Regions from separate parts of the Homo sapiens genome. Here all the other regions are linked to region 1. Evidence: chromatin contacts called from ENCODE Hi-C or POLR2A ChIA-PET data. All regions are on one chromosome and are shown on one strand. The core of a region is the stretch at or near the end of the contact, and the rest is flanking DNA. Distances in the headings are between cores, read along the strand shown.

Region 1 (3,177 bases), core at 213-2,712:
TGAAACTCTGTCTCTACTAAAAATACAAAAATTGGCCTGGTGTGTTGGCGCATGCCTGTAATCCCAGCTACTTGGGAAGCTGAGCCACAATAATCAATTGAACCAGGAGGTGGATGTTGCAGTAAGCTGAGATCGACCCACTGCACTCTAGCCTGGGCAACAGAGGGACACTCACTCTCTCTCAAAAAAAAAAAAAAAAAAAAAAAAAAAAAATATATATATATATATATATATATATATATATATATATATTATATGGTAATAGTTGAATTTAGATGATCCTGCATTAGGAAATAAAATGAAACATATAACGGTTATTACTGGAATAACTGACAAAATTTAAAGATGGAATTTGTATACTAGTATTGAATCACGATTAAATTTCCTTAATTTCATAATCGGGCTGTGCTTACATAAGAGGTAGTCCTTGATCTTAGTAGATACATACCTAAGTATTTAGGGAGATGTGTGATTGGTTTTCAAATGGTTTTGCAAAATAATATGTAAATACATAGGTAAAGATAAACTTGGCAAAATAGTAACACTAAGTGAATCTAGGTGAAGAGTATATGCGCATTCATTATATTATTCTTGCAACATTTGTTTTAAATTTTTAATAGTTTAAAAATAGGCCGGGAGCAGTGGCTCAGGCCTGTAATCCCAGCATTTCGGGAGGCCAAGGTGGGCGGGTCACTGGCAGTCAGGAGTTTGAGACCAGCCTAGGCAACATGAGGAAACCCCATCTCTAGTGAAAATACAAAAATTAGACGGGTGTGATGGTACCTGCCTGTAATCCCAGCTCCTCAGGAGGCTGAGGCACGAGAATCGCTTGAGCCTGGGAGAGGGAGGATGCAGGGAGCTGAGATCGTGCCACTGCACTCCAGCCTGGGCGACAGAGCAAGACTACTCCAAAAATAAATAAATAAATAAATAAATAAATAAATAAATAAATAAATAAAAATAACTAAATTACTTGAAATTGTAATAAGCTAAGTAATAAGTAAAAACTGGAGAAAAGTCATAACAATAATTCGGGAACAAGATGATGTGACGGGCTAAACCTGGCAGTGAAGACACAGAAAAATGAATAAATTCAAGGTATGTTTTGGAGGTAGAACTGACAAGATTTGTTAACTGATAAGGTGTAGCAAATAAAGAAAAAGGGAGGAATAACTGCTGTAAACAAACCTGACCAAAAGGAACAAACTAGCTCCGCCCTTCCCGATTGCAGCCACGCGAAGGAAGTGAGGAAAAGAAAGCAAAGGCCTAGCTACGGGCAGGCTTCCGTTCTAGCGTCGCGAAGAGGCCGTAAAGCACAGAAACCCGTTTGTCCCCTCCCCTAATGGGCGGGCCTTGAGACTGCCCGGCCAATGGCAAGCGAGTAATCGACTGATAATCCAATAGCTCTGGAGTGGGTGGAGTCCTGAGGAATTGGGGTGGGCTGGACTTGGGCCTGGAGTTAGGCATTTCCGCCCACGTGGGAAGCTATGAGGTATAGACCCGGCTAGAATCTGAAGTGCGGGAGAGTGCTGGACCCTGAGTGATGGGGCCGGCGCCAGCTGGAGAGCAGCTTCGCGGAGCGACTGGAGAGCCAGAGGTGGGTTGAGCCATCGGGGAGGAACAGAGGCTCAATGTGCGCTCCCTTGGCTGCAGGGCCCGAGATGGCGTGATCTGACAGCTTGCGGGTGAAAGCCATGCCGGCGGCCCATTCTGGAGGATGTTTCCAGCCAGTGGCACTGAGACAGGGCTTGCTAGGGGTGATGGAACCTGGCAGTATTTGGTTAGAAGCAGTGAAGCCGGTAGAGCCTCTGCTCTCTTCTGGAGCTCTGCACCTCAAAGTTGAAGAGACCCACACTTGGGTCGTTTCTTTTATTTGGTGGTCCTTGACGATAAGCGGGATCTTCCTCCACAGAATTTGTGTCCAGTTCTGTGCTCCCCGCTGTAGCGGAGGGCATACGGTGCCTCTCCTGGAGCGCTCCAGTAAGGCTCTCTGGGATGAGAGGCATCGTGGAGCGGATGGGCCCACGGCTGTAGGGGAAAAGGTTTGGGATCCTGCACGCTTGCCTTTGAAGCCTGCTCATAGTACGGGTGTACCAGTTGTGGAACCTCGAGTGAATAGTGGGACTTCAAGTGTCTTCAAGAATTATTTTGAGGATTTAATGACTTGCTAAATGTGTCCTCTGGGGTCCAGTCGGTTCTAGCTCCTTCCATCAGTGAGTATTTAGTGTAAACTGAGGCAGTCAGGTCTTCCTAGAGGAGGTGGAACCTGGCAGGATTTGGTTGGAGCGAGAATGGGAAAGACATTTGAGAAGTCCCAGGCCTATATCAGCAGAAGAGGAAACTTCCTGAAAATACAAGGGGCCTGGGCATTACTTAGGGCAGGGCTCAGTCAGCTTCTTTTTTTTTTTTTTTTTTTTGACAGTCTTGCTCTGTTGCCCAGGCTAGAATGCAATGGCACGATCTCGGCTCACTTCAGCCTCTGCCTCCTGGGTTCAAGTGATTTTCCTGCCTCAGTCTCCCGCGTAGCTGAGATTACAGGCATGTGCCACCACACCTGGCTAATTTTTGTATTTTTAATAGAGACGGAGTTTCCCCATGTTGGCCAGGCTGATTTCGAACTCCTGACTTCAGCTGATCCGCCCAGCTCCACCTCCCAAACTGCTGGGATTACAGGCGTCAGCCACCGTGTCCAGCCTGGGCCCAGTCAGCTTCTATCACTACCAATTCCAAACAGAGCTCCATGCTTGTGGTGTCAGGTAGACAGGAGAGCTCTTAACTCAAGGAATTTTCGGCTCAGCGCTCAGTGATGTTCATCCAAGTAACGATTCTCCTGAGTTTTACAAAATCTGACTCCTACTCAAAAGAGGGACAGAGCAGGTGAAGCTTTTACCCACAACCTATCATGGTGGCACTTTAGGCAGCAGATGCTAGATACCTATTACCTCAAAATGGCTTCTCCCTCACTGGCCACAGGTGATGGAACCAGCCCTGGAAGGCACAGGCAAAGAGGGGAAGAAAGCATCCTCCAGGAAGCGTACATTGGCTGAACCTCCAGCGAAGGGCCTCCTGCAGCCAGTGAAGCTCAGCAGGGCAGAACTGTACAAGGAGCCTACCAATGAGGAGCTTAATCGCCTTCGGGAGACTGAGATCTTGTTCCACTCCAGCTTGCTTCGTTTA
Region 2 (3,177 bases), core at 474-2,973, 980 kb before region 1:
AATTCATAAAGGGTTTGGAAAAAGTTCCTGAAGGACTGAGTTGCTTCACCACAGAAGACTCCTTGGGAAACTGGGACTGCCTTGCCTTCCGTGGTGATGCTGAGGAAGAAAGCAGAACTCTGTGCTCAGTGGGTTAAGTGGGGGATGACTCGGGTTTCCTGTGAGAAGGGATGACATCTGTCCAGGTGGTAATAAGAGCATAATGTTCACATAGCTGAATGAATCATAGGAGTGGACCAGGGGCTCGCAGGGAAGAGAGAGATATGAGGCTCTAGAAATAGTTGGGGCAGAGTGTTTGGGTTGTGCACTGTGGGGGTGAGGACAGGGATGAGAAAAGGGCCTCTCTCCTCTTCCTCTTTGCCTGCCCTTTCTCTCCTCATAAATCTCCCAGCACAGAAAATAAAATCACACTCCTGCACATAGCCTGTCCTGTATTCTGTTTAGTTCTCTTGCACACCCTCTGTGGGCTCCCAAACAGCAAGAGCTGTGTTCCCACCTAGCCTGGAGCTAGGCACACAGCAAAGGGTTGGATAAAGAATGCCTTTGAGGCTGGGCGCCGTGGCTCACGCCTGTAATCCCAGCACTTCGGAAGGTCAAGGTAGGAGGATCGCTTGAGCTCAGGAGTTAGAGACGGGCCTGGGCAACATGGGGAAACCCCGTCTCTACCAAAAACACAAAATTTAGCCGGGCGTGGTGGCCTATGCCTTTGGTTCCAGCTATTCGTCAGGCTGAAGTGGGAGAATCGCTTGCACCCAGGAGGCAGAGGTTACAGAGAGCTGAGATGGCGCCACTGCATTCTAGCCTGGGCTACAGGGCGAGCCTCTGTCTCAAAAAAAAAAAAAGAAAGAAAGAAAGAAAAAGAAAAAGAAAAATTCCTTTGGGACAAGAATGTGAGAACAAGGAGGAAGGGACTCGTGGGAATGGGGATGGGGAAGTTAAGGAGAATAGACTGGTCAGAATGAGTCCATGGGGTAAAGTGAAGTGAAGAGATGGGAATGGTGGATAAAAGGAGAGAGGTAAGAAACGGTGGATTGGGGTAGTATGGGAGAGGAGGCCGGGATTAGTGGGAAAGAGTAGGACAGAGTCAGAGGTCAGTGGGAGCACTTACCAGAGGTCACGGGGGTGAGAAGGCTGGGGTCAACAGAGAAAAGATCAAGGATCAGTAGGAGAGGTATGATTAGTGGTCACTGGCGACGACGAAGGTCAGAGGTCATCAGAAGGAAGGTGTGCGTACGTTACCTGCTTATGAGGCTGTTTATGGGGAGCCTTCGCAGAAGCAGGAATCATCTCAACCCCTGGAGAGCCTACAAAACGCTCCCTCGTCTGAAGACAAAAAGTTTGTCCGTCTCCTTGACCACACACAAGAAATCTGGACTCTCTTCCACTTCAGTTACCAGTCGCAACGGTTCTTTAGGGACAGCCGTCGTTGTGGGTCCCCGTGCCCTTGCAGGATAGAATCCAACTCCCTGACGCGGTTACCCAGCAACCGACCAGCAGCCAAGGCGCAGGCGCTTCGGCGCGCCCAGCCGGCCCGGAAAGGAGGCGGGGTTGGGCGCGCGGCGAGCGAGTCTCCACTAAGCCCCGCCCCCTCAGGAATCACAGCTGGGCGGCCGCGCGCATTCGGAACTCCCGCATGTGGGTGGGGCTGGGGTCCCCAGGCACCGCCTCCTCATGAATAATGCAAGATCCGGGCGGTGTCCCGGACCCGGAAGTGGAGTTGCCGAGTCACCGCAGTGGCTGAGCTGCTGACAGGAGGCGGCAGCGGAGTAGGAGGCGAGGCAAGACCTGCGGCTCGGCCCGGCCACAGCCGCGGTAGTGCTAGGCAAGCCCACGGAGTCACGCCGGCCTCAGCCAGTCTGCGAACCTCTCGCCCCCGCCCACCCCTGCATCCGCCCGGCCCCTGCCCGCCCGAGTGGTCCGGGGAGGCCTAGTCTGCACCACCCGCCGGGCTCCTGGGGCCGCCGCCCCGCGCGGTCCTGTCGGCGTCCGCGGCCGCGCCCGGCCCCTGGCCCGCTCGCCCGCCGGCACCATGATGGAGGAGATCGACCGGTTCCAGGTGCCCACCGCGCACTCGGAGATGCAGCCGCTGGTGAGGGGGCGGGCGGCGGGCAGGCCAAGGCCGGAGGGGGCGTCGCTTGAGGGGGAGGGAGGGAATCAGGCCGGGGGGATCGTGCGGAGGGGCGCCATCGGATGGGGCAAAGAGATCCCTGAAAACGTATTGCCGGGGGACGGGGACTTGCAGGACAAGAAAACCGTGGGAGAATATGCTGGATGAGAGCAAAGGGACCTGTAAGGGCGGAGGGCACCGTCGGTGGAAGCAGGGCACCGTCGGATGGAACGGAGGGGGCACAAAGGTGCACACCGCTAGTGGAGGCCCATAGCAGGGACTGGCGAGGGAACTGCCATGGGGCACCGCCGGCGGCAGGCCCAGGGGTCTGGGATGGGAGGTGGGGAGGCGTTTAGTCCTAGAGGCCTGTGATGCTTAGGGCGGGGGAGCCGTCAGGCTAAGAGAGATTGGGAATCAGCTTTTAGAAGAGGAGGGGCTTGCCCGCCTGTCCGCTGGATATACGGACAGGAACGCTGGGCCGGGGCGAGGGACCCAGTGGGGGAAGGTGGTTGGTGCAGAACCTGGGAATTCCGTTCTCCGGTGGGGAGCGCAGGCAGACCAGGCTGGGGGCATCTAAACCGGGAAGGAGAGTGCGCGGCGACCAGATGGGGAATCGGGGTGCAGATGAGAGTGCTCGGGAACCGACGGGAGAGGAAGTGGGGTCGCGCTGGAGCTGCCTGTGCGCACTGGTTGGGAAGAGCCCCCATCATCTTAGGCCTACGTGCCTGAAGTCCTTGCTGGGCGCGGATCCTGCCGCCTGTCCGCGGTCCCGGAGTCAGGGAGGAATGATGTCATCGCTGCTGGCGCGGAGGGAATGGAAGGGGGAGGGCAACTCGGGTGCACCGAGGCTAGGCCTAAGGGAGACCATGCTTGCTGGCCACCGCCCAGGGGGCTCCCTGACCTCGCTTGTCTGTCAGGCAACCGGGTGGGAGACGTGGAGGCCTAGCCAGCTCGTATAGTGAGGGGGGAAGAGAGGGAATGTCTAGGCTGTGTTCGCTTTATCCCCCTGGAGCCTGAGCTGGAATTGGAAGGAGGCAAGGTGGGCTACAAATCCGAAAGTGTGGATGCCC
Region 3 (3,177 bases), core at 175-2,674, 710 kb before region 1:
CAGCGATCTAGGCTCACTGCTACCTCCGCCTCCCAGGTTCAAGCCATTCTCCTGCCTCGGCCACCCGAGTAGCTGGGATTACAGGCGCCTGCCACCACGCCCGGCTGGCTTTTTAGTAGAGAAAGGGTTTCAACATGTTGGTCAGGCTGGTCTTGAACTCTTGACCTCGTGATCCGCCCGCCTCGGCCTCCCAAAGTGCTGGGATTTCAGACGTGAGCCACAGCGCCCGGCCAATACGGAAACTTTTAGTTTAGGTTGGGACATTAACTAGAAAGAACTATATATCACTAAAGACTAAGTATCTTGTTTTTCCCACCATCAAATCTGACAAAATTAAAAAGGAAAACATCCATCATATCTATTCAAATTCTCAAATGCTAATAACTGAAGAGACAAAGCACTAACGAGTAAAGTTAGAACAGAATATACGTAATACTTAACTAAATTACCAAATCTGGTTTCGCAACACTGCATGGTGACTAAAAGTAACAATTTTTTTTTCAGTTTAACATAAAACGTATTTTTATGCCCAACCATACTTTTAAGACGCTAGTCTGGAAACAATTACATTTGGCAACAAAGGTCAAAGATCACTGATATAGCTCAAATAAATGAACCTGACGTTCCACAAGAAAGACTGGGGCGGTTCCTGAGGCCCAGGTGGACTGTATAGGTAAGCCTCCACCCAAGAAACAAAAAAGGCGGATAAACATACCTGGAGAAGACCAGACAAGGCCAAAGATATCCCCAAAGATCACTCACCTCTGGTCTAGTCTCCACCTTTTCTCCCCAATCTCATTGCCTCAGGGAGAACTAAATCTACACCGCACGTCCCCAGCTCACCCTCAACTCCCCACCACTCACCTTCTTTACTAAAATCTGGGTCCCCCTCCCTGACATCCTCTAGTTCCCACCGAGTTCTCAGTCCAGCCCGATAGATGTCTACTATGCCTGTCTTCCAGTAGGGTATTAGTCTCCTTAATCCGAACTCATTTTTCCGCATCCCACTTCCCCTCCGCCCCTTCAACTCCGGTCCCCTCACTCCGACCCTTCTCCCAGAATCCTCCCCGAATCGCGGATCTCCGGCCACTTTTCCCTCCCACCTCCTAGCTCCGGCGCCCTTCACCTCGCTCGGCCCCCCATCCCGTTTCCCAGTCTCCCAGTACCAGCCCCCCTCCCCCAACTCCGCCCCTCTTCCCCCTCCCCCAGAGGGAGGCCCCCCTCACCTGAATGCCGCTGCTGCCGCCGTCTCAGAAGCCGAAAGGTGCTGGCACCGGCCGGCCTCCCAGGCTCGGTCCCCGCTGAGCTCCCGACAGCCCCTAGGGAGAGCGAACGCCACCACCTCCAACTCTGCCCGCTCCGGGCCAGGCCGTCACCGTAGCCACCGCCAGTGCCGCAGCCGCCATGTTGAAGTCCTACTTCCCTCCTCCTTCCCCTCACCGCCCCACTCATTTGGGCGTCTGACGTCATGGCGCCGCGCTCCACACGCCCGGACCAATGGGAGGAGCCGACGGTGACATAACTAATCTCTCTTCTAGCGAGGAGCTACTCCGGCAACATGGAGCATTGCAATTGGAATGAGTAAACCCTGCTGACCTAAGGGGGAAGGAGGAAAGGAGGGGGTCACTAAGAGTGTAAGACTTGGGTTTGGCGAGGCGGCCAAAGCGGGAAACCCAAGAGCCTTGAATCGCGAAGGTATGCCCAAAGAGTTAGCAGCGAGTCCTATTTGGGAATTAAGACATCTAGCTTCTGTTCAGGGTCAGCGACCTGGTACAACTCATACCCTTTCTGGACCTCACTTTTCCCATGTATAGAGGACTAAGTTGAAAGGTGACTTCTAGGCCGGGCGCAGTGGCTCACGCCTGTAACTCCAGCACTTTGAGAGGCCGAGGCAGGAGGGTCGCTTGAGCCCGGGAGGTCGAGGCTGCGGTAGCCGTGATCGCGCCACTGCACTCCAGGTGGGCAACGGAACGCGACTCTGTATCAAAAGAAAAAAAAACAAAGGTGACCTCTAAGTCTTCCTTCAATTCTGACATTCTATGGGTTTAAACCAGGTAATCCTATCCCAAGCCTTCACTGCCTTCTGTGGGGGTTTTTGTTGTTGTTGTTGTTTCTGTTTGGGGTGTTTTTTGTTTTTTTGAGACAGGGTCTCGCTCTGTCGCCTAGGCTGGAGTGCAGTGGCGCGATGTTGGCGCACTGCAACCCTGCAACCTCCACCTGTCGGGCTCAAGTGATCCTCCCACCTCAGCCTTCTGAGTAGCTTGGACTATAGCCACATGCCAACACGCCCGGATAATTTTTATTATTTTATATATATATATGGAGAGACGGGGTCTCACCATGTTGCCCAGGCTGGTGGTAAACTTCTGGGCTCAAGCCTCAGTCTCCCAAATTGCTGGGATTGTAGGCGTGAGCCATGGCGCTGGCCTTCTGTGTCTTTCTATGTCTGCTGGAATTAGGAGACAGAGAATTATTAATTGAATAAGATGACTCTTGAGCCCAGGAGTTCAAGACCAATTTAAGCAACATGAGACCCCCGTCTCTACAAAAAGTTTGGTAAAAATTAGGTGAGCCTGGGCAACATAGTGAGACCTTGTCTCTACAAAAACTCAAATTATCTGGGCGTGGTGGCATGTGCCTGTGGTCCTAACTATTCAGGAGGCTGAGATAGGAGGATCACTTGAGCCTGAGAGGTCGAGGCTACAGTGAGCCAGGATTGTGCTGGTGTACTCCAAACATGGGTGACAGAGCAAGATCTTGTCGCAATAAAATAAAATAAAATAAAATGACTAGGCACGATGGCTAACGCCTGTAATCCCAGCACTTTGGGAGGCCAAGATGGTCAGATCTCTTGAGCTCAGGAGTTTGAGACCAGCCTGGGCAACGTGGAGAATCTTCATCTCTAACAACAACAAAAAACAGTTGGGCATGGTGGTACACGACTGTAGTCCCAGCTATTGGGTTCTGCAAATGAGACCCTGTCTAAAAATAAAATAAAATTGTAAAAAATTAGCCAGACATGGTTGTACACATCTGTGGTCCCAGCTAGTCAGGAGGCTGAGGTGAGAAAATGGCCTCAGCCTGGGAGGTTAAGGCTGCTGTGAGCAATGATCATGCCATTGCACTCTAGCCTGGGCAACAGAGCAAGACTCTGTCTCAAAAAAAAAAAAAAAAAAA

The links. Hi-C counts contacts between places; a loop is a spot of excess contacts on that map. ChIA-PET counts read pairs that join two places held with the same protein, here RNA polymerase II (POLR2A). Pooled maps may share reads with other maps.
Region 2: a loop to region 1 is called in a pooled map, with 9 times the contacts of the local background. The contact joins the promoter of FAM219A here to the promoter of NOL6 in region 1. A Hi-C loop is called at or near these places in 6 of 50 pooled maps. POLR2A ChIA-PET finds 5 or more read pairs at or near these places in 2 of 52 experiments (OCI-LY7 and WTC11).
Region 3: a loop to region 1 is called in a map of naive thymus-derived CD4-positive, alpha-beta T cell, with 23 times the contacts of the local background. The contact joins the promoter of UBAP1 here to the promoter of NOL6 in region 1. A Hi-C loop is called at or near these places in 1 of 168 maps with a recorded cell type or tissue (naive thymus-derived CD4-positive, alpha-beta T cell) and 8 of 50 pooled maps. POLR2A ChIA-PET finds 5 or more read pairs at or near these places in 3 of 52 experiments (AG04449, BJ and naive thymus-derived CD4-positive, alpha-beta T cell).

What each region holds. Positions count from the first base shown.
Region 1 is chr9:33,472,209-33,475,385 of GRCh38, reverse strand. It overlaps NOL6 (nucleolar protein 6), which reads left to right and starts at 1,462. Exons shown (of 26, transcript NM_022917.5): 1 at 1,462-1,597; 2 at 2,974-3,177. The coding sequence starts at 1,544. It overlaps LOC107987061 (a long non-coding RNA gene), which reads right to left and starts at 1,246. Exons shown (of 3, transcript XR_001746648.3): 1 at 1,189-1,246. RefSeq lists an enhancer at 1,511-1,850.
Region 2 is chr9:34,457,116-34,460,292 of GRCh38, reverse strand. FAM219A (family with sequence similarity 219 member A) reads left to right here and starts at 1,723. Exons shown (of 6, transcript NM_001184940.2): 1 at 1,723-2,089. The coding sequence starts at 2,030. DNAI1 (dynein axonemal intermediate chain 1) reads right to left here and starts at 1,488. Exons shown (of 20, transcript NM_012144.4): 1 at 1,240-1,488. The coding sequence starts at 1,287. RefSeq lists enhancers at 1,362-1,431, 1,528-1,822, 1,385-1,925, 3,057-3,177 and a silencer at 1,802-2,051.
Region 3 is chr9:34,177,290-34,180,466 of GRCh38, reverse strand. UBAP1 (ubiquitin associated protein 1) reads right to left here and starts at 1,424. Exons shown (of 7, transcript NM_016525.5): 1 at 1,227-1,424. RefSeq lists enhancers at 1-459, 460-1,416, 1,182-1,611, 1,417-2,375.